3 separate regions of the Homo sapiens genome follow, and all the other regions are linked to region 3. A link is an interaction called in ENCODE POLR2A ChIA-PET data of the cell type or tissue named here. Cell type or tissue: MCF 10A. All regions are shown on one strand. Region 1 overlaps MAP3K4 (mitogen-activated protein kinase kinase kinase 4). Region 2 overlaps MAP3K4 (mitogen-activated protein kinase kinase kinase 4). Region 3 overlaps PRKN (parkin RBR E3 ubiquitin protein ligase).

Region 1 (2,500 bases), 280 kb before region 3:
CTGATATTGTAATCATAGCTTAATCAAGAATATCATCTTATATCACTGCTGTATATCAGAGATGTTAGTTTACTTTTAAACTGTTAGGTAATTGTCCAACTTTTATTTTGTGCTAACAGCCATCTACTTACATTTTAAAACTTTAAAGAGATGTTTTATGTCATAAAAGCACATTCTTAATTTAAACTCAGGAGTAAAACATTTATGAAACTGCATTTTGAAACACTGTACTTTCCATAATTCTTCATACTATTCAAAATATAGAAATTTTAATTGGATTTCACTTTTTGTTTTTAGAAAACATTTTAGACATGGCATTATAGTGTGTGATATTATTTAATGATCATTTCCTTAATGTTGATATACATGAAATCTTCTTACAGTATCATAAAGAAGTTGTTCGTTTGATGTCTGGGGAGTTTAGACAGAAGATAGGAGACAAATATATAAGCTTTGCCCGGAAGTGGATGAATTATGTCCTGACTAAATGTGAGAGTGGTAGAGGTACAAGACCCAGGTAATGACCAAGTAGGATGTTTCTGAAATGTGTCATGTGGGCTTGGTGGTATTTGTTCATATATGTTCTGTGGGATTCTTTTTGAGCAGACGACACAGAAGGGAACACTCTAAACTCTTCGGTGATCAGGTTTTTTTTAATGGAAAAATATGTAGAGAAAACTGCGTAACTCTTGGGAAAAAATTTTTTTTTAAATTTGTTCCAAATTTGAGTTACCTTTAAGGGAACTCATGTTCTCCTTTGACAAGTCTTCCTGATGACTAATGTATTTTCCTCCCTCATGAAATTTATTCATTAAGAAACCATTTTGGAATTTGCAGGGGTGAAATGGGTGAATCGTCTGTGAGGCTCAATACTAGCTCCACTAAAGTAAACATAGTTATTAAAGTGTCATGACTGTGTGAGAAATAGCTGAGTGTTCTGTAATTTGTAATGGAGGGATAGCATGGGGCACTTTCTTAAAGTCATTAAGCAATTTCTCCAAGTTAGAGAAAACACATTTGCTGCATCTGAGATTCAAAGTAGGAACTTTGTGTTACAAAACTCATAAATACTTGTTGAATTACAAATAAATAATTGTTGAATTACAGATGGCACCTATCATGTCTAAAATCCTCTTCCATGCTTCCCATTGGTTTCAAAACAAAATTAAATTTTAAAAAATTATTCTCCTTTCCAAAAGGTCACGCTGTAAACTTACTGAACCCAAGCAAAAAAAAGTGTCTTGTCCTAAATAGTAATTATAATTATGTTACTTTTCAGTATTGTACAGTCTAAAACTGCTACAGCGTTTTCTTGGTTGTTATGTGATTACTGAACTTTTTCGTGTACCAGGTGGGCGACTCAAGGATTTGATTTTCTACAAGCAATTGAACCTGCCTTTATTTCAGCTTTACCAGAAGATGACTTCTTGGTATGGATTATTCTAAAGTTTTTTTCATTATAAAATAAGCCAGTCACTCCTTATTTTCTGGTTGTATATGTTTTATATGTAATAGTGGTTTTTTTCATGAGATATTAATCTCAGCATATCATGTAATGATAATGCTGAGAAATTAAAGTACTCCTCATAGCAGAGTAAGATTTTTTTTCTTTTTGTAACATTAGTGTTCAACTAAGTCAATGTCTGGTTTGTAAACCCTGGCCCTTCTAAAATATTTGTGAGATTTATATTTTTACTGCCATCATAGCTGCTGCTTTGGGGCAGAACAAGGATTAGCTCTTTTACCTCAGTGTGCATCATTTTGAGAGCATCATGCTCGTGTTAAATATTATCACTGTTAGTCTGATAAGTGTCATCAGATTAGCATGATATTGCTCAAAGTGTGAATTCATTTATTTTATTCTCCCAGTAGTAGAGACGATTACATGAAAAGTTCTTTGCTTGTACACGTTATTGTGTTATGGGAAATTGACAGCTAATTTGCTTTTACTTATAAAAATGAAATACACTGTATTATTTTAAATTACATACAATTTGTGTTTATACCTATTTTCTTTTAAACTAACTGAAAATATTTTGGGTAGCATGTTTTTAAAAATATACTGAAAATTAATTTGTGCTACTTACATAATTAAGAAAGTATGCATGTTTTCTCTTTACCTTTCCCATTTTCTTTTGGTTTCTAGAGTTTACAAGCCTTGATGAATGAATGCATTGGCCATGTCATAGGAAAACCACACAGTCCTGTTACAGGTTTGTACCTTGGTAAGACAGCCGTTAACAGCATTTCTTCTGGAACATAATGATTTGAGTGGACAGATCCTCTTGTAATTGCAGTCGTTTAAAATGGTATAAGAGGTGTTTTAACAGTATTCAGGAAAACGACAATGAGAGGGACAGAAATGAGGTGTGTAGATAGAGAACTCCGCAGCAACCTTTCTAAATCTGACAGGAAGATTAAAACGTCAGCCATACGCTATTCCATACCAGCCAGCAGTATTCAATTACACATTTCTTTCTATACCAACACTACCATTCTT
Region 2 (2,500 bases), 270 kb before region 3:
GCAGTTTAGGTCCCTGAGTCGTCACTCAAGCCCCACGGAGGAGCGAGATGGTGAGTGTTTTAAGGTGTTAGCTGCATTCACAACCAGTCTAATCATTTGTCTCAGTTCACCAGTTTCTGTTGTTAATGCCTTTATGAGGATTCCTTGAAGATTCCTTTTTTTGGTCCTTTCTAAAGGAATGAAGAGTAAGAAGCACAGAGCTTTATGAGAAGACTTACTGCTGAGCACATTGGCCTTTTAATACAGATGCCTTTTTAGCCCTGTTAGCATTTTATAGGTCTACTTTTGTTGCTTTAAAAATATTATTATTCTAGATATTTTAACTGTTGAATACTTTTATTCATTTAAAAAATACAAAAGTGACACTGTGTTTGTTGATCGTATGTGAAAGTTTTATTTATAATGCAGCCCTCAGGAACCACATTGCTGCTTCCATTGGAGTAGGGCTGGGGCTCCTGAAGCTAACATCTTGAATGAAGTCCCTAAGGAATCCACTTTTTGCACAGTATTCTGTTGTCTGTTACTCGTGAAAAGATGAGTGTAGTTAAAATCCTGTAACCCCATTAACTTCTTAGTTGGTGCAATTTTTAGAATTGATTGCAAAGATAGTTTCTCACACCTACATCAAACACACTAAAAATTAATAACCAGAAAGGCAAACAGGTTGCTTTTAACCATTACCTTTCCTTTCAGTTGTTCTCAAATAAGCATATTTATTTCATAAATCTTAATTTGTATAAAAATAACTTCCTGCAGAACCAGCATATCCAAGAGGAGATTCAAGTGGGTCCACAAGAAGAAGTTGGGAACTTCGGACACTAATCAGCCAGAGTAAAGGTGAGAGAAAGAGTGTTGAAGTTAAAAAAAAAAAAAAAAAAAAAACACGATTACACATAAGGGGAGCAGTTTCAGGTAAAACTTGATTTAGCTTCTGAATTATTAGGCCTCCTCCATTACTATTTTGTGATCTCACAGCTCTGACATCACTTTCTATCATGTACTGTGTTTGTGTACATTTCCTATTTCTAGTAACAAACTACATGCTCCTTTGGGTCTATAATATGTTTTACTCATCTTTATATTCTTAAAGCAACTTAGCATAATTTTTTGTCCATGGTAGGAGTATAATAAACATTTGTGAAATAACCATTCATAAATTAGACATTGAGGGAAAGAACTTACGAAGCATGTGATTAATATTATCAAAAGAACAAATAGCAGAAAAATCATTGGTCTAGTATTTAATGATCTATAAAATGCTTTCATGTCTTTTTTTGCTCAACAATATTGAGCAGTAGGCAAAATAGATGTTCTCTTTTTATAAATGATAGTTTCTAAGCAGCCCAATAATTTGGCCAAGGTAGTAAATGAGAGGGTGAGGACCAGAAGGCACTTGTCTCAAGTCTAGCGCACTCCATGGCAGCTTCCCTTTGAACTTTGTGTGACTGACCAGAAGAGTATTTGTCTTCCAAGGCCTAGAGATGTCTGGAAGGATTTTGTGGAGGGAGGAGACTGGGCTGGCCCTTTGAAGGGATGGCAGGTCTGCAGCAAGCCAGGAGGCAAGGAATAGAAGGAAGTGTGCACCCAGAGGCCTCGTGACTACAGGGGAGAGCCACTGGGCGCAGATGCCAATGCAGGAGAAACTGGAGAGTGAGGGGAGATCAGATCATGGACAGCCATCAGTGACTGCCTAAGTAATGAAGGCTTTGCCCAGAGGTGGTGGGCAGCCCCAGAGGCTCTTGAGCAGCTGGTGTGTTTGGGATGTGGGAGGCTGGGGATGAGTAAGACGCTGAGATAGTATAGTCTGCTAGCCAGAATTGAGGAGAAAGTGGGCAGATTGGTTAAAATGCCATTGCAGAAATTCAGTATAAATAATACGATACTGGACTAATGTGGGATTTAAAAGAGGTAATGGCAGCAAGAAACAACTTTGGTGCAACCACTGACAAGCCTGGTGACAGAGTAGGTGTGTGTTGAGGGTTCAAGTGGGGGAGTTTTCCTAGGCTTGAGCCAGGTGACAGGAAGACAGTTTCTTCAGTGGCTCACATGTAATCAGCAGTTCCCACGGATACCAGGTCTTTGCCATATTTTTCAAATCAAGTACTTTGTGGTCAAGTAAACTTGGGAACCACTTGGAATTATGTTTCTCTTGTGAGAGTTACAGTTCACATTGACATATTAAAGACCAAGGGCTGGGCACGGTGGTTCACGCCTGTAATCCCAGCACTTTGGAAGGCCGAGGCAGGAGGATCACCTGAGGTCAGGAGTTCAAGACCAGCCTGACCAACATGGAGAAACCCCATCTCTACTAAAAATACAAAATTAGCCAGGCAAGATGGCACATACCTGTAATCCCGGCTACTCAGGAGGCTGAGGCAGAAGAATTGCTTGAACCCAGGAGGCAGAGGTTGCGGTGGGCTGAGATCGCGCCATCACACTCTAGCCTGGGCAACAAGAGCAAAACTCCGTTTCCAAAAAAAAAAAAAAAAAAGCAGGCACA
Region 3 (2,500 bases):
TTTATATATATTTATATATATTTGTATATATATTTATATATATTTGTATATATATTTGTATATATATTTGTGTATATATATAGCAACCTCAGTCTTGATATATATATATATATATATATATATGCTGGGCCTGGTGGCGCACACATATAGTCCCAGCTACTCAGGAGGTTGAGGCATGAGAATCACTTGAATCCAGAAGGTGGAGATTGCACCGAGCCGAGCTGGTGCCACTGCAATCCAGACTAGGCGACAGGGCAAGAATCTGTCTCAAAACAACAACAACGAAAGCAACTACCACCACCACCAGCACCCAGCTTGTGGTAAAGACAGTGGGAGAAGCCACCCAGCCCCCCTCCCCTCACTGCAGTGGCTCACCTGCCCTCCACTTGCCTGCTTCCCCTGGCACCAGCACTGCAACTCCACTCCCAGCTGCCCACCCGCCCTTCTGCCCTGGGCCATCGCTGCTGCCTGGCCGGTTCTCCCTTCCCCAACCTGCCGAAAGTGCTTTCAAGAAGGACACCAGGAGGCCACGGCTGCCAAAGCTCATGCCCTTTCTTTGTCATTGTCTCCAACTGTCCCACTGCACCTAACATGTGGGAAAGGGTCACCAAGAAGGCCCTTGGAGTTCCTGCCCTTCTCAGCATCACAGCTCTTCCTGTGCTTCCTATCCTCACCCAGCGGATCCACGGGGAGGGAGGGGAGTCCCAGACCCAGTGACTGCTGCCACTGCTGCCAGCCCCAGGGACCTGGGGGGCAGGAGAAGCAGCTCTATGACACCCCGGGAGTGGGCGGTGCCCAGGCCACTGGTTTAGACCTTTGACTGCCACTTCCGAGAGGGGATTTCTACCAGGAGGAGCACATCTTTGCTTTGCATCCTTCATGAGTGTCTTAATGCTGATGTTTAAATCCTTCTGGAGTGATCTCAAGCAGTGGCTGGGTGCCCACAGGTTCAAGATCACCAAAGCGATTCTAAAAATGATCCCAAGGCTTGTGTCCAGACTCTGGAGATTGGGATTCAGTAGGTCTGTGGCGGGGTACAGAAATTAGAATCCCTAAAAATGCCCTAAGGGGTTGCGAGGGGCGGGAGGTTTGGGAACCATTCATCCTCTGGAGGGCGATTCTCCCTTTGCGCCTGAAGAGGAACATGGTGAGCTGGGTAACTTACCCTCTGTTCCCGCCTTAGTCATCAAGCTCTAAAGCAATGCCTGCTTATTGTGTTGCCAGGAGGGGAAGGTTTTGTTGTGATTCAGCATCACCGCCCGATTGTGCAATAAAGTGTGGCTCTCACGGGGCAGTGTAACTGTTAGGTAATTGCATAGAATTCTGTGCCTGTCTACTGCTCACCCGTGGCAGGAGGAATTGCATGCATGCATGTGTGTACGCACGCGTGGTGGAGGTGGGGGTGGAACAGGACAAGTCTCTCTCCTAATATACTTCATGGCTGAAAATAGCGATTTCATAAATATATATATGAAACATCTATAATATACTTATATATAGATGTTTCATATATATATTTCATATGATTATAGGAAATATATTTCATATACATATAGAGAGAGACAGAGAGAATCAAAATTCCCTCAGAAAGGTAAAGGCATGATCGTCCATCTGTGGCTCAAGAGGAATAACCTCACAAGGGTCATCGTGAGTAAGATCAACACACAAACGGCTTAGCACAGAGCCAGGTGCACCCTGAATGCTAACCGTGTGTTTTCTATGATCACCACCATTATTACTTTGTTATTGTAATCATCACGATCATCTCTAAAGAGATGGGAATATGACCCTGTGGGAGTTTGTACACATGGAAAAGACCACTGAAGGCCTGGATTGGCCTTAAATCTCCTTTAAAAACACAAGTATGGGAGGCCGAGGCAGGAGGAACACTTGAGTCTAGGAGTTCAAGGCCAGACTGGTCAATATAATGAGACCCTGTCTCTATAAACACACACACACACACAAAACTCCACTGGTAAATCAAAATGTACTTATATAGGTTTTAAAAGCTGAATTAGGCTGGGCACGGTGGCTCACACCTGTAATCCCAGCACTTTGGGAGGCCGAGGCGGGTGGATCACGAGGTCAGATCAAACCATCCTGGCTAACACGATGAAACCCCATCTCTACTCAAAATACAAAAAAAAAAAAAAAAAATTAGCCGGGCGTGGTGGCAGGCACCTGTAGTCCCACCTACTTGGGAGGCTGAGATGGGAGAATGACGTGAACCTGGGAGGCAGAGCTTGCAGTGAGCCGAGATCGCGCCACTGCACTCCAGCCTGGGCGACAGAGCAAGACTCTGTGTCAAAAAAAAAAAAAAAAAAAAGCCGAATTAGCGCCTAGGAGACACATTGATATACATTGAAGCTAGAATAACTTAAGGAACTGCATATGTGTTATCTTTCCTGCTTTAAGAGAAACTCATTTGTGACACCTGTGTAGCCAATAATTAGACAAGTCTATTCTAATCCTAAAAATCCATTTAAGCCTGTTTTCCAAA

The links. Peaks named below come from ENCODE experiments on the same cell type or tissue, not always from the same donor. Only the 100,000 strongest peaks of a DNase experiment are listed, where the experiment ranks them.
Region 1: POLR2A ChIA-PET joins it to region 3 with 6 read pairs; 3 of 35 experiments call an interaction of 5 or more read pairs at or near these places.
Region 2: POLR2A ChIA-PET joins it to region 3 with 6 read pairs; 4 of 35 experiments call an interaction of 5 or more read pairs at or near these places.

Annotation. Positions count from the first base shown.
Region 1 is chr6:161,091,627-161,094,126 of GRCh38, forward strand. It overlaps MAP3K4 (mitogen-activated protein kinase kinase kinase 4), which reads left to right. Exons shown (of 27, transcript NM_005922.4): 13 at 384-517; 14 at 1,352-1,430; 15 at 2,147-2,225. Among named protein-coding and RNA genes, the nearest start is that of AGPAT4-IT1, 69 kb to the right of the region's middle. In MCF 10A, no CTCF peak of the experiment used is centred here; no DNase peak of the experiment used is centred here.
Region 2 is chr6:161,101,943-161,104,442 of GRCh38, forward strand. It overlaps MAP3K4 (mitogen-activated protein kinase kinase kinase 4), which reads left to right. Exons shown (of 27, transcript NM_005922.4): 18 at 1-50; 19 at 757-837. Among named protein-coding and RNA genes, the nearest start is that of AGPAT4-IT1, 59 kb to the right of the region's middle. In MCF 10A, no CTCF peak of the experiment used is centred here; no DNase peak of the experiment used is centred here.
Region 3 is chr6:161,368,286-161,370,785 of GRCh38, forward strand. The region is part of intron 10 of PRKN (parkin RBR E3 ubiquitin protein ligase); the gene reads right to left. Among named protein-coding and RNA genes, the nearest start is that of AGPAT4, 95 kb to the left of the region's middle. In MCF 10A, no CTCF peak of the experiment used is centred here; a DNase peak (open chromatin) is centred at 1,236.